Regions from separate parts of the Homo sapiens genome. Here regions 1, 2 and 3 are each linked to region 4. A link is a contact called in ENCODE Hi-C or POLR2A ChIA-PET data. All regions are on one chromosome and are shown on one strand. The core of a region is the stretch at or near the end of the contact, and the rest is flanking DNA. Distances in the headings are between cores, read along the strand shown. Region 1 has its middle 25 kb from the start of ABCA3. Region 2 holds the start of ZNF598 (zinc finger protein 598, E3 ubiquitin ligase). Region 3 holds the start of ABCA3 (ATP binding cassette subfamily A member 3). Region 4 holds the start of FLYWCH2 (FLYWCH family member 2).

Region 1 (5,687 bases), core at 1,301-3,800, 520 kb after region 4:
AATGCAGATAGGGAGATTCATGAGAGGGAAAGGGAGAGGGCCAGCCAAGACCAAGAGGCCTGAAGAACAGGAACTGGGATTCTGCACCAGTGTTGCAGATGGGGCAGGGAGGATGGAATAAGAATCAAGGCAAGATCTAAAAGCATCAGTCAGAGTAAATAAAATCAAAGTGAAGCATCAGCCAATGAACAGGCCAGAAAGAGTTCAGGGATTCCCCCAAAGCAGGAACAGACTCTTTGGAGCTGCACAGACATGCAGAGAGTCCCAAGAGTGTGGATGATTATCTTCTGTTTCTTCTTCATTAAATTAAATGAGACGGATGAAATGCAAAGGATACAGTCAGTGGAGATTGTAATGGAGGCATGTTAGACATAGATCATACAATATGACATGCGTGTTGAACAGGACATGTGTTTAAAAAGATAGAATAGGGCCAAAAGTGGTGGCTCATGCCTGTAATCCCAGTAGTTTGGGAGGCCGAGGTGGGCGGATCACCTGAGGTCAGGAGTTCGAGATCAGCCTGGCCAACATGGTGAAACCCTATCTCTACTAAAAACACAAAAAATTAGCCAGGTGTGATGGTGGGCACTTGTAATCCCAGCTACTCAGGAGGCTGAGACAGGAGAATCGCTTGAACCTGGGAGGTAGAGATTGCAGTGAGCCGAGATTGTGCCATTGCACTCCAGCCTGGACAACAAGAATGAAACTCCATCTCAAAATAAAATAAAATAACCAAATAGGAGTGGTATTTGCAGGTGGAAAAGGGAAGCCGAGAAAATCTTAAACATGCATAAAGCACAGATCATGTTTCCTCCATGATGACAAATGTCACTGCTAAATTGGCCACCCACTGGTCCCTGCACTCCTTGTTCCAGTAAAATGTTTCCATCCTTCCTCCAAACAATTCAATATTGTTACAATCAAATCCATAACTACTGTTTTTACTTGCTCTAGAATGTAAGCAGTTTACTGAATGTCACATTTCTAAATGTAACTCCTTCAACCTCTTCTGAAATGCTAGTTTATGTGCTGGCAGCAAAACAAACAAAACAACAAAAGTGGCCATGCTCTTTTTTTTTTTTTGAGACGGAGTTTCGCTCTTGTTGCCCAGGCTGGAGTGCAATGGCCCAGTCTCAGTGCACCGCCACCTCTGCCTCCCAGGTTCATGCAATTCTGCCTCAGCCTCCTGAGTAGCTGGGATTACAGGCATGAGCCACCACACCCAGCTAATTTTGTATTTTTTGTAGAGATGAGGTTTCTCCATGTTTGTCAGGTCTCGAACTCCCTACCTCAGGTGATCCACCCGCCTCAGCCTCTCAAAGTGCTGAGATTACAGGCATGAGACACCGCGCCCAGCCACGGCCATGCTCTTAACACGCACAAGCTTCGGGGCTTTCTCACCAGGACTTCCCCCAACAGCAAATGGAAATTCCCGGGGTTCTTGGCGTGGATTGGGAGGGTAAAGAAAGGATGTGCACCAGCCTTCTATGTCATCTTGAAAAAATATATTCTTCCCCAGTATAAAATTCTTCTGAAAGTAACTGAAGCGCAATTGATACTTAACCTATGAAGAACAAAGAGAAAACAAATTCGGTTATGAACTCCTGAAACTCAGCAAAGGCACAGGACAGAACAAATCTGTGCTTGATGTCAGCTGTAACAGGATGAAGGATGCCCACACTGGCAGGTGTCCCCTGGGAGACCATGCTGCAACAGTGGTCTTCCCTGTGTACTCTGGAAATTCTCCGTGGTGCAAGCCTGGGAAACATACAGCCGCTCCTGAGCCCCCTTCAGGAATGGTGTGCTGCAGAACAGTTCAGAGCAAGGGCTCTGGAGCCAGACCACCCAGATTCTAACCCCAAATCTCCTACTGAATAGCCTTGACACCTTGGGCAAATTACATAAACTTCATTCCTCAGTTTCCTCATGAGTAAAATGGGGATATTAACAACGTCTACCTCATAGGCTACAGTAGGATTGAACCAGATGGTATCTGTGTTGCCTAGCATTAATAAATGCTTGAAAAACATTGTTGGTTATTTTATTAACATGTCTCTCTCCATCTACCAATAGCCCATGCAACTTCCAACAATTAATCATCAGATACACTGTACAACACAAAAGCTATACATGAGTGGTTTTCCCATCCCAGAACATAAACCAAATATTCCCATGTTTACAACATGAACTTTTCCTTAAACAAACTCACACTCATACCATATCTGAAGTCCATAAGATTATTAGTAATGACAACAATAACTAATCCTTCTGGAAAGTTATTTTGTTCCAGGCTTTGTTCTAAGCACTTTATAGGCATAAAACTCTTTTAGCCCTCACAACAATAAGGACACCGAGGCCCAGAAATGTTTTTCCAAGGTTACACAGCTGGTGAGTTGCAGGGCTGGAATGCAAGTCTGTGGAGGCTGATCTTGTAGTCTGCATCTGTCATCAGGCAGTTTAATATACGCCATCCTGTACCCTCAGGATAAAGGCTTGCTCACAACAAGCCTTCTAAAGAATTTGAAAACTGGAAGGGACCTCAAAGTCTAGGTTGTAAGACATGAAACACAGGAGCCCTTGCATATCTCCTTTGGAAATAAGATGACAAAGCTGCCACAGAGAAAAGCCGGGGGCAGGTCAGCCAACAAGACTGCAGAAGGAACACATGCTCAAGTCTCGGCAGCACAGTACAATTGTTAGAGAAAGGATGTTCTTACCGCAAGTGGCAAAGATCCATTGCTGTCATTGACGCTGTGGTCAAAAACAATTCCTGCCAATATGTAGAAAGCTTTGGGATCATCAATTATATAACGTTCAAACAAAGACACTGAAGAACAGCCTAAAACTACAGAGAGAAAAATCCCATCAGTGAGTGGCTGGTGTGAAGGCAAAGGCTACCCAGCTGCCCGCTTTCTACTTAAGGAGACTTAAGATCGACAGCTGACTGCTCCATTAACTCCAGCATTCGTTCTGCAAATACACGAGCAGAGAGAGACAGAAAATAAGGGAGGTAAGTTAAGGGACATGAATCTCATTATTTCAAGTCATAACTTTAACTGGGAAGTCTATAGTCCCAAGAACTGCTAGCAACTATCTTGGGGCATCAAGAAAGTAATGCTAAGAAGGAAGAGAATTTAAGTGCTGATCACATGATCTGAGACCTGGATCAAGCCTTGTGGTTTTTCATTAAAGAATGAGTTTTGTTCTTGTAGGAAGTTTAAGTTCACTTTTATCCTTTCAAGGCTTGTTTCTAGCCTGAGTTTTACATGTTGATTATTTTATTTTTCATTTCTAGAAGTTCTAGTTCCTTTTTTCTCCCCAAATTTGCTAGGTGACTATAATGACATGCTACCTATAAATCCTTTTACGTTGTCTTTTATTTCTTCAAACCAGCTAAACATAGGGATTTTATAACACGAGACTAATAATTCCATTATCTGGAATCTTTCCAGGTCTGTTTTTGCTGTCTGTTGTCATAGTGATAATCATCCTTGGTGTCCTGTTTCCTAGTATGTTTGCTCACTGACCTTGATACTCTTGTGGTGAGTCTTGAGATACAGAAGGAGGGTACATTATTCCAGGAAAAATATATATTTGCATCTGTCAATCTGAGTCCCACTGTCCCACTTCACAGTTCGAGGGGTTTTTCTTTTCTTCTTTCCTTCCTTCCTTTCATTCCTTCCTTTCCTTCCTTTCTTCCCTTCCCTCTGCCCTTCCTTCTTTCCTTCCTTCCTCCCTCCCTCCCCTCCTTCCCTTCCTTCTTTCTTCCCTTCCCCTCCCTCCCTCCCTCCCTTCCATCTTTCCTCCCTCCCTCCCTCTCTCCCTCCTCTCCTTCTTTCTTCCTTCCTTTTTTTTGACAGCCAAGTGATGTGAATTTGAGCTACAAATCTCAGAGCTAGGACCCTCCCTGCTGTGCTCAGTTCCAAGGCAACATTCAGGCAGTCGGGGGCATGTTTACATCCAGCACAACCTTACATTAAGTACCACCACTACAATGTAAGCATATGGGGTCCTAGATTTAAGGGGAGATAGTCTCATGATATACACCCCACCTTGAATGGGACTTAACTTTTTCTTCTTTCCCTCTGTGCCTTACAAGTCTATGAAAACGAGCATTCGATTTCCCCTAGTATGATGAATGTTTGATCAAAAGCAGTTTAGGGCCTCCACTGATCTCTTTGGGTTCTTTCCTTCATCTAGATTTTTTTTCTTTTTTTTTTGAAATGGAGTCTTGCTCTGTCTGATCTCGGCTCACTGCAACCTCCATCTCCAGAGTTCAAGTGATTCTCATGCCTCAGCCTCCCAAGTAGCTGGGATTACAAGTCGCACCACCATGCCCGGCTAATTTTTTGCATTTTTAGTAGAGACAGGGTTTTGCCGTGTTGCCCAGGCTGGTCTTGAGCTCCTGAGCTCAGGGAATCCGCCTGCCTCAGCTTCCCAAAGTGCTAGGATTACGGGCGCCACTGCACTTCAGCCTGGGCAACAGAGCGAGATTCTGTCTCAAAAAAAAAAAAAAAAGAAAGAAAGAAATTTCATAATCTCATATGTATAAGGTAACTGAATTAGAATACATAGTATTTTAGGATACCAGACAAGCATGAAGCACAACTTTCTTTTCTTTTTTTTTTTTGAGATGGAGTCTTGGCCTGTCGCCCAGGCTGAAGTGCAATGGCACGATCTCGGCTCACTGCAATCTCCACGTCCTGGGTTCAAGCCACTCTCCTGCCTCAGCCTCCCAGGGAGCTGGGACTACAGGTATGTGCCACCACGCCCGGCTAATTTTTTTGTATTTTTAGTAGAGATGAAATTTCACCATGCTGGCCAGGCTGGTCACAAACTCTTGACCTCAAGTGACCCGCCCACCTCGGCCTCCCAAAGTGCTGGGATTACAGACATGAGCTACTGCACCCGGCTGAAGCACAACTTTCAAAACAGTGATTTCCCCACATTTTACCACTGAGGGCATTTTTATTTTTTATTTTTTTAGAGACAGGGTCTCGTTCTGTTACCCAAGCTGGAGTGCAGTGGTGCAATCATAGCTCACTGTAGGTTCAAGAGATCCTCCCACCTCAGCATCCCAAGTAGCTGGGTCTACAAGCATCAACTACCATACCTGGTTAATTTTTTATTTTTTGTAGAGACAGGGTTTCACTATGTTGCCCAAGCTGGTCTCAAACTCCTGGAACTGAAAGCTTTTAAAAGAATTATCCTCACTCAGGCTGGGTGCAGTGGCTCATGCCTGTAATCCCAGCACTTTGGGAGGCCAAGACGGGCGGATGACCTGAGGTCAGGAGTTTGAGACCAGCCTGGCCAATAAGGTGAAACCCCATCTGTACTAAAAATAGAAAACTTAGCCAGGCGTGGTGGCGGGTGCCTGTAATCCCAGCTACTCAGGAGGCTGAGGCAGGAGAATTGCTTGAACCCGGGAGACGGAGGTTGCAGTGAGCCTAGATCTCACCATTGCACTCCAGCCTGGGCAACAAGAGCGAAAGTCCATCTCAAAAAAAAAAAAAAAGGAAAAGAAAAAAAAAATTATTATCCCCATTGAGTGGCACTGAAGCTTGGAGGGAAAAATCTCTATTCACTTTATGCCCTATATATTATTAGAATACTTTTACAATAGCATGTAGAGCAATTATAGTAATTTTGAAAAATTTCTCCTATAAACTACATATTTTGAAGAATGC
Region 2 (5,728 bases), core at 710-3,209, 870 kb after region 4:
TGGTCTTGATCTCCTGACCTCGTGATCCACCTGCCTCAGCCTCACAAAGTGCCAATTTCAAGCTGGGATTACAGGTGTGAGCCACCGCGCCCAGCCAAGATGTTGAACTTCTTACATCCTTACAATAACTTTTCCCAGTTTTCTTTTTTTTTTTTTGAGATGGAGTCTCACTCTGTGGCCCAGGTTGGAGTGCAGGGGCGCAATCTCTGCTCATTGAAACCTCTGCCTCCTGGGATCAAGCGTTTCTCGTGCCTCAGCCTCCCGAGAAGCTGTGACTACAGGCGCATGTCACCACGCCCCGTTAATTTTTGTGTGTTTTGGCCAGGCACAGTGGCTCATGCCTGTAATCCCAGCACTTTGGGAGGCCAAGGCAGGTGGATCAAGAGGTCAGGAGATCGAGACCATCCTGGCGAACATGGTGAAATCCTGTCTCTACTAAAAATAAAAAAAAAAAATTAGCAGGGCGTGGTGGCGGGTGCCTGTAGTCCCAGCTACTCAGGAGGCTGAGGCAGGAGAATGGCGTGAACCCGGGAGGCGGAGCTTGCAGTGAGCCGAGATCACGCCACTGCACTCTAGTCGTGTGTGTTTTTTTTTTTTTTTTTGAGATGGAGTCTCGCTCTGTTGCCAAGGCTGGAGTGCAGTGGCGTGATTGTCGTGATCTCGGCTCACTGCAACCTCTGCCTCACGGTTTCAAGAGATTCTACTGCCTCAGGCTGCCGAGTAGCTGGGACTACAGGCACATGTCACCACGCCCGGCTAATTTTTGTATTTTTAGTAGAGATGGGGTTTCACCATTTTGGTCAGGCTTGTCTCCAATTCCTGACCTCAGGTGATCCCAACCTCCCAAAGTGCTGGGATTACAGGCGTGAGCCACCACGCCCGGCCTAAAAATTTTTTTTGTGGAGATGGAGCCTGACTGTGTAGGCCAGGCTGGTCTCAAATTCCCAGGCTCCAGCAATCCGGGCCACCCAGCCTCCCAAACTGCTGGGATTACAGGCTTGAGCCACTGTGCCTGACAGCTTTTTTCAAGTGGCAAAATTGGGGTTTCAAGCCCATTTGTGTCTGTTTCTAAAGTCCAAGTTCACTGGGCATGGATCACTTGAGCCCAGGAGGTTGAGGCCTCAGTGTGCTGTGATCGTACCACTGTGTTACAGCAAGAGCAAGACCCGGTCTCAAATAAAGTAAGTAAAGTTCAGGCTCATTGATACAATTTACTGCCTCTTTTCCAGTAGGGTTTAGATCTGGACCTGCCTTCTGGATGGCAGAGGGAGGGAGGTCCTGAGTGTGCCTGGCCCTCAAGGGTAGGGAGGAGGCCCTGTTACTGCAGCATCCATCCAAACACGTCCTGTGCTGGGCCCAGCGTAAAGAGGACAGGTTCCGTTCGTGCCTTCCAGAGGCCCCTTCTGGGCAGGCCTGGCGAGACTGCCCTGGGCTGCGAGATGGACGTCACCACGTGCTGCCTTTCACGTTGTCTTTCATGTAGGGATTTAAACAGGGCATTAGGGAAGTGGAGGCGGGACCACGCTTGTGTGTGTTCCAAATACCAGAGACCGGTTTCCTAATAAGGTGGCCAGATTTAGCAAATACAAATACGGCAGGTCCACTTAAATGTCAATTTCAGATAAGGAGCAGCATTTTAGTATGAGCCTAGCCCATCAATATTTGGGCTATACTTACACTAAGACATGACCCCTTGTTCATCTGAGATGCAAACCAGTTGTGCCGTGTTTCATCTGACAACGCCAGTTCGTGGAGCCCGGCGAGTGTTGACGTGACACGCGTGGCCCAGAGGAGCCCGGGGCTGGCCGCGTGGCCGCGCGGACCTTCGAGCGGTCGGCTCATGGTAGAGCGGCCTCTATCAGGGCCACCGCTCTAGCCGGCGCCGCGCTGAGGCGGAAGTCGCGACGCGCACTTGCGCCGGGCGGGCCCGTTGCTGGGTGGGGCGGTGACGTTTGCCCGGAAGGGGCGGGCCCGCCGGGAGCCAGGCCGCTCGGCGCCACGACCGGCCGAGAGGGGGGCCGGATCCCGGACCATGGCGGCGGCCGGGGGGCGCCGAGGGGCGGCGCGCGGACATGGAGGCGGAGGCGGCGGCAGCTCCTGAGCGGGGAGGCGGGAGCTGCGTGCTGTGCTGCGGAGACCTGGAGGCCACGGCGCTGGGGCCGCTGCGACCACCCGGTGTGCTACCGCTGCTCTACCAAGATGCGGGTGCTCTGCGAGCAGCGCTACTGCGCCGTGTGCCGCGAGGAGCTGCGCCAGGTGCGGGGCGCCGGGGGCGCGGCCCGGGGGCAGCGGGGCTCCCGGCGACCGGATGGGGACTTTGCCTCACTGAGGTCCGGCCGTGGGCCCGGCGGCGCCGGCTTCCGAGAGAGGCCTGGTGGGGCCACCCAGGGCGGGGTCCCGGCCGTGCGGCTGACGGCGGGGCGTTGGGGCTTGGAGGCCGGAGGCGGCCGAGCGGGTTGCAGGAGGGGGCAAGCCCTGTGGGGACAGCCTGGGGACTTCCCCCGTGTCCCGGGGGTTCCTGCCGGGCCTCAGGAAGGGTCCTGATCAGATGGAGAACTCGGTGACCTGCTCGTCTTCAGGAGTTTATTTTCCAGGGTCCTCCATTCGAGGAAACAAGGCAAGGGGGACTCTGCGGAGGCCATCCGTCCTGGAAGCAGGGCGTCAAACTCTGGGCATTCTCAGCCCAGCTGTGTTTCTGGGCCCCCATTGGATGACCCTGAGCAAACTCCTTCCGAGACTGACGTTTTCCTCTGTGGAGTGGAGGTGACACTAGCCTCGGAAGGAGACCTGCCCGTCGGAGGGGAAGGCCCCCTCGCGCTTCTTGGCGGGAAGGGAGAAAAGTGTTAGGAAGTTGTCCTCCTCCTCGCCGCCGCCCCCCGCCTTTGGCGCTCATCTCCGCAGTGAATGGGAGACGTTTTTGACTGTACAGACTTGGAAGCCGTGGAGGGGTCAGAGGGTACCATGCAGCGTTCCTCCACCCTCACTGCACTGCCAGCTGCTGGCTGTGGGCACCTGGCTGGAGCCCGTTGGTTTGCTGAGCTTAGAGATTTGTTTGCTTCCAGCATTGTGAAATTCCCCCGGTTTGTTCATAGAAGGCTTCGGCTGGTGACATCTGCCAGGAATCTAACTTTCTTCTCCCCAGAAGTGATGCAGAGCAGTATTGAGGTGTAGGTTCTTTCTTTTTTTCCTTTTCTTTCTTTAAGTAGACGTTTACATCAAAGGAGTTGAAGAGATGCTGCAATTCTCTGAGCAATTTGTGGGCTTATAGTCTGTGCCCTTTTTGGAAAAAGACATTTGGAGATTCTATCAGTCTGTCATGTGACAGGAGGAGGCCGACCCAGACCCCGGGGAGATCTGGGGTGCAGGAACAGTCACAGAGGACCTTGGCCCGTGGCTTCCTCAGGGCGCTTCCTGGCTTTGCCAGGGCCTGCCTTGCCAGCCAGTCCTGCATAGCATGACCTCACTCTCCAACAGCTAGGTTTCCCAGCACACCTGTAGCTTCCTTCCGGAAAGAAGACGCTAAGGAGTTCTTGGCACGTGAGGTCCCGACCCAGGCTGCAGGTCTGATGCAAGACATGAGTGAACATCTGCGTATGCTTACTGTGGCAGCCTCTGCCCGCTCTCATTCCTTGTAGGCCCCACGCCCTCCAGGAGCTCTGTGGCTGGGGGCTGCGGACATGAGCTGTCAGCCGGGGTGTGGTTTGGCACTGGGTGCCCCCAGCCGGCTTCCTCTAGGGCCTACCCCGCCTTACTGGGCTGAAGGAGGGGCTCCTGGAAAGTTTGCTGTTTGCTGGTCTCCTCTCCTTTGCATTCGTTCTATTTTCTTCCCATCTTGAGCTTGCCGCCTCACTCTAGTCTCCTTTTTCCTTACTGAGTTCAGCACCATCCCCTGAATATATTCTGTGTCCCATGCGTGCTCAGGAATTCCCACTGCAACCCTCAACTCCTGAACCCTGGCGTTGCCTTGGCCTCCCTTATGGGACTAAGGTTTTGCGAAAATTGTGAGGAAAGTGTCCAGGATGCCGTGTGGAATCGGCTGGCTCCATGTGCTTGTTAGTTCCACACACCTGGACCCAGGCCTTCCCTGTGGAGGCTGCAGCTGCTGCTCAGGCCAGGAGCCAGATGGGCCTGACCCCTGGCAGGTGCTCAGGGTGGAAGCCGAGGCAGGCTCCCCTCCGTGGGAGGTGGGGGCGCTGGTCTTGGCCATGGCTGACAGAGGTCCTGGGGTGGTGGAGCCCCACGTTCTGGGCCTCTTTCCTGGCTGCGTCTTTCTCAAGGGCCGGTTCCTGCTGTTTGCATCTTGCTCTCCAGCTTGCTCTGGTCCCTGGTGTTACTGCAGGAGTCCTGATGAGGCTGCAAGCCCCCCAGGGCAGCCCACCTGCACCTTACAGGCAGGCAGTGGGAGGGGGCGCAGAGGGCCAGCCCACAGTTACCCAAGGTCCCAGGTCAGGAGGGTGACATGCTGGCTTGGGTCATGCTTTCCTACTCCTACTGCTCCCCCTCCGCCCTGCTCCCGTCCCCCGTGGCCCTGGCCCTATCTGTAAAATGCTCCCTGCTTCTGCTGTCCCCCCACCCCGCTCCCGTCCCCCATGGCCCTGGCCCTCTGTAAGATGCTCCCTGCTGCTGCTGTCCCCATCTGGGCTCCTTGGAGGTCTAGACTCTCTAGATGGCCCTGGGAGCCAACCCCAGGGTCCCCCTCCCCACGTGTGGGCAGGCCCTCACCGCTGTCCTTTTGTGTGCCCATGACATGCTGGGGAGTGTAGAGCAGCAAGGCCCCAGGCAGACACCACACCTGTCCCTGTGGGGGGTCTTGGGGGCCTCCTGTTCCTAAGCAGGCCTCACCCCATTTGCCTCTTGCTCTCCTTGGGGCCTAGCTTGGCCGTCTCCAGGGCTCACGTAGAGTGCCCTTCCCCTCATCATTTGCTGCATAGCCCATCCCCAAGCCTCTCCCCATGGGTTCTGTACTTCTGTCCTCAGACACGTGACCCTCTCCTGCTGGGGCGACCTAGACCTGTTGTCTCCCTCTGTAGCCCCAGCCATCTCCCCCCTGCCCCCACGTCCCAACCCAGCCATTTCCCTCCAGCCACCAAGTCCCACCCCAGGCATCTCCCCCAGGCCCCCAAGTCCCCTACCCATAGCCATCTTCCCCTGGCCTCCATGTCCCCTACGTCCCCTACTCCCAGCCTGGCTGTGCTGGAACCATCAGGCGGGGGAGGGTCTTGCTGTTTGGCTCCTTAGTGGACCGTGCCTGACTCCACCCTGGCCACTGTGCTGCGGGGCGCAGCCTTGTCCAGCCCCCTCCTCACCCTCAGGGAGGGCGATGCTGGCCATGCCAGGCTGCACTGCTGTCCCACTGCCCGCTCCTGAGGTCTGGGCAGCCAGTCCTGGTCTCCCTGCCTGTCTGAGGATGGGCAGCCTCAGGCCCCCACTATCAGGTGGTATTTCTCACTCCGGCCCCAAACCTGCACGCCCTCCTGCTCCAGTGATTGTGGCCTTGGGCCCACCTTGCTCACAGCCATTGTTCTTTCACAAGCCTCTTCCTGTTCCTGAGCCCACCCAGTGTCTCCTTTCCCCTGTCTCGTTGCTCCGCTTAGGTGCCCTGCCTAGGTGACCCCTCCCAGCTGTTCAGGAGGGACGAATACTCTGGGTCTTGCTACCCCTGGTGCTCGGAGTACCTGCCTTAGCTGCTGTGCAGATGGATGCCCATCTAGACTCCATATGGGGCATG
Region 3 (5,800 bases), core at 3,240-5,739, 540 kb after region 4:
CACAGGAGAGAGGTTCAAATGTCAAATGTCCAATTTTCATTTCTGAAAAGAAAACTGAAGAATCATGCCCACAGAATATCATTTATGGAAAAATGATAAATAATGCTACACTTGTATAGGCTAATCTATATATGTGTGCAAATACATTTAAAAAACTTTAAGAAGCTTATTTACCAAACTATGACCATGGAGAGGAAATCAGGGAAGGGGATGGCGGTTACAAAGAATTTTGGTTTGCCTATTAGTTTGAATTTCTCAACAAGAATATATTCATGTAACACTTGTTAAATTTAAAATTAATTTGAGAGCATGCAAATCATCCATAAAAATCATCTCCTCAAAATTTCTAAATGTTTAAAACCTAAGCAAAATAACTATTTTAAAGCGAGTGATTTGGTTTAGACAAATATAGTTAGGAAACAGCTTACTTATAGTTTCTGTACTACTTAATAGTACAAAGGAAATCCCTGAATAATTGAGATAGTCCATGTATTAATGCCCATTTTTGCAACTCATAGTCTGTATTGTCTTCAATTGCTGTATCTTTGCTTCTAACAACATATTGTTGGGCACTCTGAATTCTATTAAAGTATAGATGGTGGCTTATTCACATTTTTATTTCAAGTTTCATCTGGCATATAGTAAGCACACAGTGAAAACTAAATCGAATTAAGCAACTCTGTTTTGTGAGATCCTTCAAAACACATAAATTTCATTTGTTGGGCCGGGTGCAGTGGCTCATGCCTGTAATCCCAGCACTTTGGGAGGCCGAGGTGGTGGATCACCTGAGGTCGGGAGTTCGAGACCAGCCCGATCAACATGAAGAAACCCCGTCTCTACTACAAATACAAAATTAGCCAGGCATGGCAGCGCATGCCTGTAATCCCAGCTACTTGGGAGGCTGAGGCAGGAGAATCGCTTGACCCCGGGAGGCGGAGGCTGCAGTGGGCCGAGATTGCGCCATTGCACTCCAGCCTGGGCCACAAGAGTGAAACACCGTCTCAAAAAAAAAAAATGTTCATGCGTTTGTTTCCAAAGCATACAGTATAATGCTTAGATCACTTATTGAGCCCTTGCCGAATGCCAAGGACTTTTCTAAGTCCTGTACTTTACATGTTTTAATGCATCTAATCCTCACAACAATTCTGTGAGGAATTGTTATACAATCCTCATTTTATACTAGGAAACCAAGGCACAGAAAGGTCCAGTAATTTGCCTAAAGACATTAAGAGCTGGAATTTAATCTGAGGCAATATGGCCAGAGTTCAGTTTTAACCATTACAATATAATGCTTCCCAATCACTGAATGAAAGAATATGTGTACAGCCCTTGGTCTACAATGCGTCTCTGAATTATAACATCATTCCCAGGGAAACAATCAAAGAAGCCCTATTCTAAGATACTGTATTGAATATCAGCAATTTGGGTACTGTTGTACGATACAATAGATAGACAGATAGATAGATAGATAGATAGATAGATAGATAGATAGATAGATAGATAGATAGGGTATAGTATTTGTACCCCTTCAAAGAATTGGGAGCTTATTGGTTTAATTATATCTAGCCGACTAGTATAATGGCTAGGTTTACTGCCTTTTGTGAAGCTGTAAGATTTGTTTATGAGTGTCACCATCCACTATAATGTTTACCATCAATCTTGAGAGAAAAGAAATGTTTGAACCATAGTAACTTCAAGGAGTGTATCCTTCAATTTCTCAGCATGTATTCATGGTATATGGATGTGAGTGTTTCCATATAAGAGAGGGGTAGAGTCCAGGAGCCTGAACACGGAGGTTGTCATCTCAGCTCTACTGGGTGACTCTGAAGAAATTATGACCTTATCTGGGCCTCCATCTGGAAAGAAATGACTAGGTGGAGCATCTAGGTTTGCTTTATTTTTTCAGTAGTGGGCCTTGAGCACAATGTGATGAATTATCCAGGGATTGTTGAAGGGCATCAAAAGGGTCCAGCTCACTGTGGGCAACTGTTTTTTAACAGTTCAGAGCCTGAAATTTTTGGGCATAAGATACTTTTCCCAGTGGCCTTCACACCCTCCCACCTCATGATTGTGATTATAATAATTAACAATTAACCTGGCAGAGTTAAGAAAAAAGATATAAAATTAGTACCCTGCAATTGTCTGTCTTGATCTGTAAGGTCATCCTTCTTCCAAAATTCCTACCCTATCTTCCATCTAAGGTAAATTCTGAGTCAGCCAGTTCTGGTACTGGATTTGGTTACAGAGAATTGGGATCCAGTTTTGAAAAGGCCGGAAAAACGTGCAAGGTCTAACAAATTCAATTTGGAAATGGCAAGGATTGGTTTTGGAAAGAAAAATGACTGAGGATATGACCGGGTGAAGACAGGGCCAAGCAGCCAAGTTCACATCATTTTCTGGGACGAAGCAGAGAATGGGGAAGACATTTTGGATGGGGTGTTGCAGTCTGTGAAGACTGATGGGGAAAGGGGGTTTTTAGGATGTTTGCAGCGCATTAATAATCCACTCCCCCACCCATCCTGTAACTGCATTCAATTGTTTGGGGTTTTTTTTCCCCCTGTATGCTCATTACGGAGACTAGGCTATGTAAATCCCTAGCTATACTCACATTATATACTACCATTTATTTGGCATTTATGTGTCAGGTATTGTAGTAAGCACTTAAACATGCATTTTCTCATTTGACCCAAAAAAGAAAAGAATACACCAACAAAAAACCTTTGAGTTTGCTATTATTATTAATTACTATTATTATAATTTCAATTTTAGGGATAGGAAATTGAGACTCAGAAAGATAAAATGACATGTCTACATTAATTGGTGGGTCAAGATCTGAAGCCAGGTCTCTGTGATTCCACTGAACAAATTATTTAGCATGAGCCTCCTCCGCCCCAGGCACTCTAGGACCCTGGATCTAGGCATGAACCTGACGAAGTCCCTTTGCTCGCGGAATGGGCTATCCAGAACATCATCAGAGTGAAAGGTGCTATGTACACAGTAAAATGGGGAACGAGCCGCTCAAACCCTACTCCATCAGGACTCTTGGGGGTGGGCGATTTCCGCCCCCGGCCCGGGGCGTTGCATTAGGTCGGGGCCGTCGGGTCGTGGTGCCGGCGGCTGGCTGGGCGCGGGGCTGGCGGTGCGGGTCGCAGGCGGCTCCCAGCGGCAGGACCGGCAGCAGCCCTCCCTCACCCGGGGCGCCGGGACCACGGACGCACCTCACTGTGGTCCGGCCGCTGGCGGCGCTCGGGGACCCATTGGCCCCGGCCCGCGGCAACTGTCGGCCCCGCGCGGCGCCCGCCCTCATGCTGGAGCCCGGGAGTCCCTCACTCCACCTCTCCCTGCCACGCCAAGGGGGCCCGCCCCTCCCAGGCTCTCCTGCCTGGGGCGACCCAGTCCCACGACCCGGTCCGGCCCAGGGACACCCCGACCCACCTCCCCACTCCCGTCCCGTTAGACCGCGACCCGTCCCTGGGACCGCCTAATGTGACACGCCCGGGACCCTCCCTGCAGGCGACTCCCTGCAGGGCCCCCGCCCTGGACACTCCCTCCAGGTGACCCCGTTCCGCTCGCTCCGTGAGGTGACCCCGACCCTCTCCGGACCACCTCCTCAGGTGACCCCGACCCTCTCCGGACCCTCCCCGACCCTCCCCTCAGGTGAACCCGACCCTCCCCGGACCATCCCGTCGGGTGACCCCAACCATCCCCGAACCCCCCCACCCTCCCCTCAGGTGACCCCGACCCTCTCTGGACCCTCCTCACAGGCGGCCCCGCCCCACCCCGGGACCCTCCCGCCAGGTGACCCCGACAAGGCCGGGCCCTCCTGCCTGAGGTGACTCCTACCCGGCTGGGGACCCCCGAGGCCTCCCTCGCTCCTTAAGTGAGGGCGACTCCGCTCATCCCGGGACACCGCGCCTTCTCCTGTAAACTCGACGCCTGCCCCGACGGCCGAATTCCAGAAGGTTCCTCGCCGCCGCCTCGCCTTCGGTCGCGCCCCAGCGCCCGGCCAGAGGCGGGGAAGCCCTTCCCCCGGTGCCAGGAGTGACGAGGGCCCAAGGAAAGACAGTGCGTGAGGAGAAATGGAGAAACGGCCAAAGTCGAGTTTCCGGGTGTGAAGACTTCCACTGCTGCGAAACGCACGTGCGCAGAGTCATTCCTGTCAGAGGCCACCGCGCCCTCGCTCGGCTACCGCCGCTGCGCGCCCCCTGCTGGACATAGGCGCGGGCACAGAGCAGTGCGCAAGCACGGGCTGCCGCGCGGCCGGGTGCGAACCGCGTACTCGCAGGGTGGCTGACTGCGCACGCGCAAGTCAGAGCGCCCTCTGCCGGGCATGGGCGACATGCAGGGGGCACCGCGCAGGCGCGGGGTTGGGCTGGCCGGAGCGGCCGAGGCGGCCGGGGGTGGACCGGGCACCTGCAGGGGCGGCCGACTGCGCACGCGCCATCCGCGGCGCCCCCTGCAGGAGCCGGAGCGGCCGCTGCGTCCGCCAGTAGCGGGTTGCAGGCGCACCCTCCCCTCCAGGGCGGCCACGCAGCTGTCAGTGCCGCCGCCACTGCGAGGCTGGAGCGGAGCCCGGGTGGCCGAGGGAGGGGACCCCGCGAGAGGGCCGCGCGCCGGCCGCCGCCGCCCCGGCGCCCAGGCTCGGTGAGTGCCGCCGGGACCCGCCGCTCGCGCGCTCGTTCCCGGGGCTTGCGGTCCCCACCCGGGTCCGCCCTTCCCACCCTCGCCGGCCAGCTCGGGCCTCGGGCCCCCCCCAGCTCCGGCCTGGCCTGCGGGCCCCTCCCGCGACCCCGCATCCCCTCCGGCCGCGCCCGCGCCCGCCCCTCCTGCCGCGGCCTCGGCTCCGGGCGCTCCCTGCAGGTGCCGCTCCCTCAGCGTCGGCTCCCATCCGAGCCTTGGGCGTGTCCCGCACTGCGGGCAGTGCCTGAGCCCGCGCCGCGCGGGGAAGCTCGACCCTGCGGAGACTCGGCACGGCCCGGGCCCTCTGTGTGCGCCCAGAAGGTGGATATGTAGCGACCGACAGCCCCGGCCCCGAGGGATGCAGGCGTCCGCCGCGCACTTGCGGAGATGGCGCCGCTTTCCGGCCGCAGGGATGCCGGGCGCGCGGTGGCAAAGCCGCCCGGGTTGGATTCCGCCTGCTCCCACCCTCTGGTTCCGAGGAGCCTCCAAATCCGAATCCAAGGCCCACGGTCCGCGGCGGGCGTTTGCTGCGCCCTCCACTGTGTGGGAACGGGAAAGGGGAGCCGCTAGTCCAGGCGGAGGGGCTTGTGGCAGTCGCCGGAGGCCGCGTTCTCGGCGCCCTCGGTCAGGACGCCTGTGTGCATCGCGTCCGTGTGTCTTGGCTCTGTTCCAAGCCGGCTCCACGCTTCAGAAGGGCCGGGACGGCCTTATGGTCAGGGGCGTGGGGAAGGCGCTTGGTGTCTGTCGCACAGATGAAGCCATGTCCTCAGGGGGTAATTGCCGCTTGTTCTCCGGGTTACGTCCTGGACTGTGCACTCCGGGAAGGCGTCGATTGGATCTTGTTGGGGTTTGTGTTCCTGGAACTCCAGAAATGCCCGCTGAGTGAGTAGCCGAGACCCCGCGACAGCATGGAGCCCAGGCAGGGAGCACGTGGGAGAGGTTCACTCTTCTCCTGGGCATCCCGTCATTTTATTCAGATAGTCTGGGCGCTGCCTTTTGTAAACTTGAAAAGACTAAGACTGTTTTAGAAAGTTTGCCTCATGAGAAATGTAAGAGAAAGGGAAAAATAGATAAAAATGGATGTCATGGGAATCTCCCCCACACTTTCATTTTTAACTTC
Region 4 (6,394 bases), core at 3,021-5,520:
AAATTAACTCTAAATAAATTATATGGCTAGGCATGGTGGCTCATGCCTATAAACCTAGCACTTTGGGAGGCTGAGGTGGGCAGATCTCTTCAGCTCGGGAGTTCAGGTCTAGCCTGGGCAACATGGCGAGACCTCATCTCTACTAAAAATACAAAAAAAAAAAAAAAAAAAGAAAGCCGGGCATGGTGGTGTGCACCCGTGGTCCCAGCTACTTGGGAAGCTGAGGTGGAAGGATTGCTTAAGCCAGTGGGGCGGAGGTTGCAGTGAGCCGAGATTGCACCACTGCACTCCAGCTTGGGTAACAGAGTGAGATCCTGTCTCAAAACAACAAAAAAACAAAAAATTATAGTTTATTACAAGAGCTACAGTAATAAAACTTTTTTTTAAAAGAAAAACTAAATTCTCATAACCTTAGATTAGGCAAAGCTTTCTTCAATATAATGAAAGGCACAAACAACCAATGAAGAAATAAACTGGACTTCAACTAAGTTTAAGAGTTTTGTGTTTTAGCCATAAAACTTTTGAAAGTTAAGAGATAACCCATAGAATGGGAAAAAATGTTTGCAAATCATATATCTGATAAGGGACTTGTATCTGGAATTTATAAAGAACTATTACAACTCAGTAATAAACAAGCAAACAAACAAACAATTTAAAAATGGGCGGCTGGGCATGGTGGCTCACACCTGTAATCCCAGCACTTTGGGAGGCCGAGGCAGGTGGATCATCTGAGGTCGGGAGTTCGAGACCAGCCTGACCAACATGGAGAAACCCTGTCTCTACTAAAAATACAAAATTAGCCAAGCTTGGTGGCACATGCCTGTAATCCCAGCTACTCAGGAGGCTGAGACAGGAGAATTGCTTGAACCCAGGAGGCGGAGGTTGCGGTAAGCTGAGATTGCACCAGTGCACTCCAGCCGGGACAACAAGAGCAAAATCCGCCTCAAAAAAAAAAAAAAAAAAAAAAAGGACAAAGGGGCAGGGCGTGGTGGCTCATGCCTGTAATCCCAGCACTTAGGGAGGCTGAGGCAGGAGGATCACCTGAGGTCAGGAGTTCGAGATCAGCCTAGACAACATAGTGAAACCCTGTCTCTACTAAAAATACAAAAATTATTTTCTTTTTTGGATTGGTGGCATGGTGGCACATGCCTGTAATCCCAGCTACTCAGGAGGCTGCGCAGCATGAGAATTGCTTGAACCCGGGAGGTGGAGATTTCAGTGAGCCGAGGTGGCGCCACTGCACTACACTGCACTGCAGCCTGGGCATCAAAGTGGTACTCCGTCTAAAAAAAAAAAATAATAACAATAATAATAATAATGGGCAAAGGCTCCAAACAGGCTTTTCTCTAAAGAAGATATACAAATGGCTAATATATGAGAAGATGCTCAACATCATTAGTCACCAGGGAAATGCAAATCAAAACCACAATGAGATATCACTTCACACCACCAGGATGGACATAATAAAACAAACAAAAAACAGATAATAGCAAGTGCTGGTGAGGATGAGGAGAAACTGGAACCCTCATACACTGCTGAGGGGAATGTAAAATGGTGCAGCCATTTTTGGAAACCAGCCTGGCAGTTCCTCAAAAGGTTAAATGTAGAGTTACCCTATGACCCAGCAATTCCACTACTAGCTATATGCCTGGAAGAAAGGAAAACACATGTCCACATAAAAATGTGTACATGAATGTTACAGTTGCATTATTCATGAAAGCCAAAACGTTTCGATGGATATTCAAAACAGCCCAAATATCCATCAATGGATGAATGAATAAGTACAATGTGGTGCATGTATAAAATGGAATATTATTTGGCAGTAAAAAAAATCTATGCTACAACATGAATGAACCTTGAAGAAATTATGCTCGGTAAAAGAAGCCAGACCCAAAAGACCACATATTATATGATTCCATTTACATGAAATTACTTAGAGTCTAGAGAATCTACAGAGTAGGAAAATCTATGGAGACAGAACGTAGATTTGTGGTTATCTCGGGATTGGGGTGGGGAAGGGGAGAATGAGAATTGACTACTAGTGGGTATGTGCTTTATGGGGTGATGAAAATGTCCTAAAAGGAATTTTCATGAGGGTTGCACAACTTTGTGATCACACTAAAGCCACTGAACTGTATATTTTTTTTTTTGTTTTGTTTTGTTTTTTTGAGACGGAGTCTCGCTCTGTCGCCCAGGCTGGAGTGCAGTGGCGTGATCTCACTGCAAGCTCCGCCTCCCGGGTTCACGCCATTCTCCTGCCTCAGCCTCCGGAGTAGCTGGGACTACAGGCGCCTGCCACCACGCCTGGCTAATTTTTTGTATTTTTAGTAGAGACGGGGTTTCACCGTGTTAGCCAGGATGGTCTCGATCTCCTGACCTCGTGATCCGCCCTCCTTGGCCTCCCAAAGTGCTGGGATAACAGGCGTGAGCCACCGCGCCCGGCCGAAATGTACACTTTAAATGGGTAAATTGCACGGTATGTGAATTATCTCAATAAAGTTGTTAAATATTCAGAAAAAGGTAAATTGAGTCTATGAACATATGAACAGCAGTTCCCCAATGTCACTATCCCTAAGAATCACCCGGAGTTTTTTTTTTGTTTTTGTTTTTTAGACGGAGTATCGCTCTTGTCGGCCAGGCTGGAGTGCAGTGGCGCGACCTTGGGTCACTGCAACCTCTGCCTCCCGGGTTCAAGCCTTTCTCCTGTCTCAGCCTCCCAAGTAGCTGGGATTACAAGCGTGCACCACCACACCCGGCTAATTTTGTATTTTTAGTTGAGACGGGGTTTCTCCATGTTGGTCAGGCTGGTCTCGAACTCCCGACCTCAGGTGATCCACCCTCCTTGGCCTCCCAAAGTGCTGGGATTACAGGCGTGAGCCACCGCGCCGGCCCCGACTAATTTTTGTATTTTTTTTTTTTTTTTTTTAGTAGAGACGGGGTTTCACCATGTTAGTCAGAATGGTCTCTATCTCCTGACCTTGTGATCTGCCTGCCTCGGCCTCCCAAAGTGCTAGGATTACAGGCGTGAACCACCGCGCCCGGCCTGTGTTGCTTTAAGCCACCTTATTTGTTAGGACAGCAACAGGAAACTAATACAAGGTTCAATCCCTCACTGACGATGTTCTGGACGACAGGACCCCTGCCTGGTGCCTCATGGTGGACCCACAGAATCATCTTCATACGCACGGGGGAGAAACATCACTAATGTCCACCAGCACCGGCATCCTCAGCCGCGAGGACAAATCCCTTACCCTCCCAGCAGGTTTCATCTGCGTAACGGAAATAGTGGTGAATTTATCAGGGGCTGTTAATAGATGACAGGCAAGGGTGAAGTCATCGCAAAAGTTCCCAGACGATATGGACAGCTGCTCCCCAATAATTACTGCTCCACGCAGTCCACAGCGGGGCTGTTATTGACCCCGACAGGATGACGGGACACTAAGGTGTGCAGTACACGTCCTCACAGGGAGATTTAAAAAACCGGCAGTGACCCCTGCCCCAAGAAGGCCAAGAACTGCTACTCTAAGGTGTGCAGCGCGGAGCTTCCCCACCATGGCAATTTCAGCCATGGCAGCTCCTTCCCCTAATCACCAGGGCTCAGAATCTTTATTTCACTCCTTTACCCAATGCAATTGGCATCAAACGCGGGCTGGGCTGCGCCCAAATGGTCCCAGCTCCCCGGCTCTCTCCTCTCTCAAGAATACCCACACCCTGAGGCCCCGAGTGTCTCCCCCGCCCCAGTATCTCACGCCTCCAACTCGCTGCCGTCCCTGCAGGGACCTCCCGAGCTGCAACCGTGGGACGAGGCCGGCGGGGGTTGGGGGGTGCCGGGAAGGCAGCGCTGGGCGCGGCGGACACGGCCAGGGACCGGCGGGCGAGTGCGGACCTCCTTCGTGTGGGGGTGTTGAGGCTTTGGACAAGGGACTGGAGGGGGTGGGGAAGGAGGGGCGAGAGGCAAAGAGGGAATCGCGGGAGACCCCACAGGAGGCGGCCTGAGCACCAGGACGCGGACCCCTCCTCAGCACCCGCAGCCCTCGGGACCCCCGAGAGAGCCGGGCCGGGGACTCGTCCATGCCGAGGACGCAGGACCCTCCCCGCCCGCCAGGGCCCGTCCTCACCGACGACAGCGGTGCCCTCCCTCTCCGGCGACAGCGCCGCGGCGGGTCCCTCAGCCTCCGCGCCAAGGGCCCCAGCCTCAGCTCGCGCTGTTACCTCAAGCCGGGGTCACAGCGCGAGCATGCGCAGCAAGGCCGCGGGTGCCCTGTCTTCTGGCTGGGGCCGCTCCTCCGCGTCTTGCCCGTGCGGCGTAGAGCTGGCGTCCGGCCAATCGGAGGGCGGAGGCGGGGCCAAAATTCAGTAAGGGGGCGGGGACACCCGGGATTGAGTGTCGCCGTCAGGGGCGGAGCCTCGGGGGACCTGCGGCCTGGATCCGGGTTGCGGGCGAGGTTATCCCAGCACCAGTGGGTTGGGCTTCACTGCGACCCCCGGGCTTCCTCACGGATTTGACTCCGGCTCTCTGCGGGGAAAACTGGAGCATTTGTTTAAAGGTTTTGCTCTCCCCCGTCGCGATACCGAGCGTGCGGAGGGAAGGTGTTTAGGCTCATGGAAGCCACTGCCTTGCTTTAAGCTCTGCATCCTTGACGACGCAGCAGCCTCATCCGCGCCATTGGTCCAGCCCTCGTCTATTAGTTTAGCCCCTGCCCATTGGTCCAGCCCTCGCCCAATAGTCCCGCCCTCTCTCTGTAGTTCAGCCCCTGTCCATTCATCCTTTCTCGTTATTGGTCCAGCCCTGGCCCATTGGGCCCACCCGTGCCCACGGGCCCCGCCCTCTCCGTGCCCAACCACGTTCACCCGGCCCAAGGGGTGCCCGGGACACTCGCCATCCTCCAGCCACCCACTGCAGTGGGACTGGGCTGGGTCCGGGCACAGGGAGCTGTGGGGCCCTGGGCGCTGCTTTCCTGGGACACTTGGCTGCAGCGTCCAGAGCGGCCCCCGCACAGCCCCCTAGGCTCACCGCGGCTCTCCCAGCCCCGCGGGGTCGCCCCCACTACCCCGGCCACCTTGGTCCCCCTAAGCCTGGCTCCGCGCCCCGCCCCCCTCGCTCTAAAGCGGCCGCTGAATGTGCCACCGCCCCAGGGCTCCAGGGTCCAGGTCGAGATCCTCTGGGGCCTCCCGCACCTTCCGCCTTCTCACGTCCGAATGCCAGCGTCGCTGCACGCCCTTCCTCTGCCCTGCCCCTCCCGGCCCTGGCTCTGCAGGTCTCTGAATCCCACCGTGGACTCCGCTACCAAGGCTCCCGCTGCCCCCATCCCACTATCCTATCTCCCCGGGCATTGTCTGGTGTCATTCAAGGCCTTTGTGCTTTTTTTTTTTTTTTAGAAACGAGAATTGCGCTCTGTCGCTCAGGCTGGAGTGCAGTGGCGTGATCTCGGCTCGCTGCAACCTCTGCCTCCCGGGTTCAAGCAATTCTCATGCCTCAGCCTACTGAGTAGCCGGGATTACGGGCGCCCGCCACCACGCCCGGCTAATTTTTGTACTTTTAGTAGAGACGGGTTTCACCATGTTGGCCAGGCTGGTATTGAACTTCTGACCTCAGGTGATCCACCCGCCTCGGCTTCCTAAAGTGCTGGGATTACAAGAGTGAGCCACCGTGCCCAGCTACCTTTGTGCATTTATTTGCTGTTATCTATTAATCATTCACAGACTACTGGTTGTTTTTAACTTGATGATGTTATAAATATCTTTGTATATGAATCTCTGATGTCAAAGATTTTTTTTTTTTTTTTTTGAGATGGAGTCTCGCTCTGTCGCCCAGGCTGGAGTGCAGTGGCGTGATCTCTGCTTATTGCAACCTCCGCCTCCCGGGTTCAAGCGATTTTCCCGCCTCAGCCTCCCAAGTAGCTGAGATTACAGGCACCGGTAATCATGCTTAATTTTTATATTTTTGTAGAGATGGGATTTCACCATGTTGGCCAGGCTGGTATCAAACCGGAGTTACCTCCGGTGATCTGCCCACCTCGGCCTCCAAAAGTGCTGGGATTAGACATGTGAGCCACCTTGCCTGTCGAGATATTAAAGATTTTTTTTTTTTGAGACAGAGTCTCACTCTGTTGGCAAGACCGGAGTGCAGTAGCACGATCTCAGCTCACTGCAACCTCCGCCTCCTGGGTTCAAGTGGTTCTCCTGCCTCAGCCTCCCAAGTAGCTGAGATTACAGGCGCCTGCCACCGCACCCAGCTAATTTTTTTGTATTTTTAGTAGAGACGGAGTTTCACCATCTTGGCCAGGCTGGTCTTGAACTCCTGACCTCGTGATCCACCCGCCTCAGCCTCCCAAAGTGCTGGGATTACAGGTGTGAGCCACCGCACCCAGCCAAAGATTTCTTGAAAGTCTTA

The links. A loop is a pair of places that touch in the nucleus more often than their neighbours do. ChIA-PET counts read pairs that join two places held with the same protein, here RNA polymerase II (POLR2A). Pooled maps may share reads with other maps.
Region 1: a loop to region 4 is called in a pooled map, with 3 times the contacts of the local background. The contact joins the enhancer-like site here to the promoter of FLYWCH2 in region 4. A Hi-C loop is called at or near these places in 1 of 50 pooled maps. POLR2A ChIA-PET finds 5 or more read pairs at or near these places in 5 of 52 experiments (CD8-positive, alpha-beta memory T cell, HEK293T, WTC11 and 2 more).
Region 2: a pooled map shows a loop between it and region 4 (4-fold over the local background). The contact joins the promoter of ZNF598 here to the promoter of FLYWCH2 in region 4. A Hi-C loop is called at or near these places in 1 of 37 single-sample maps with no recorded cell type and 2 of 50 pooled maps. POLR2A ChIA-PET finds 5 or more read pairs at or near these places in 2 of 52 experiments (HEK293 and activated B cell).
Region 3: a pooled map shows a loop between it and region 4 (18-fold over the local background). The contact joins the promoter of ABCA3 here to the promoter of FLYWCH2 in region 4. A Hi-C loop is called at or near these places in 1 of 168 maps with a recorded cell type or tissue (CD4-positive, alpha-beta T cell), 1 of 37 single-sample maps with no recorded cell type and 5 of 50 pooled maps. POLR2A ChIA-PET finds 5 or more read pairs at or near these places in 4 of 52 experiments (CD8-positive, alpha-beta memory T cell, OCI-LY7, WTC11 and 1 more).

Annotation. Positions count from the first base shown.
Region 1 is chr16:2,362,839-2,368,525 of GRCh38, reverse strand. It overlaps the pseudogene ABCA17P. Among named protein-coding and RNA genes, the nearest start is that of ABCA3, 25 kb to the right of the region's middle. RefSeq lists an enhancer at 1,252-1,601. Within about 2 kb of position 2,550, at least 2 of the 41 ENCODE cell types and tissues checked have a DNase peak (open chromatin) inside an H3K27ac peak, as active enhancers do.
Region 2 is chr16:2,006,052-2,011,779 of GRCh38, reverse strand. ZNF598 (zinc finger protein 598, E3 ubiquitin ligase) reads left to right here and starts at 1,959. Exons shown (of 14, transcript NM_178167.5): 1 at 1,959-2,042; 2 at 2,044-2,155; 3 at 2,157-2,256. The coding sequence starts at 2,033. It overlaps LOC124903626 (a long non-coding RNA gene), which reads right to left and starts at 1,895. Exons shown (of 2, transcript XR_007064941.1): 1 at 1,678-1,895; 2 at 1,192-1,472. RefSeq lists enhancers at 1,601-1,760, 1,285-2,233, 4,133-5,080 and silencers at 1,841-2,060, 2,151-2,580, 2,591-2,660.
Region 3 is chr16:2,339,417-2,345,216 of GRCh38, reverse strand. It overlaps ABCA3 (ATP binding cassette subfamily A member 3), which reads left to right and starts at 4,489. Exons shown (of 33, transcript NM_001089.3): 1 at 4,489-4,644. It also overlaps the pseudogene ABCA17P. RefSeq lists silencers at 4,179-4,638, 4,809-4,868.
Region 4 is chr16:2,881,091-2,887,484 of GRCh38, reverse strand. It overlaps FLYWCH2 (FLYWCH family member 2), which reads right to left and starts at 4,270. Exons shown (of 4, transcript NM_138439.3): 1 at 4,119-4,270. RefSeq lists silencers at 3,835-3,894, 3,985-4,154, 4,655-5,124 and an enhancer at 4,853-5,353.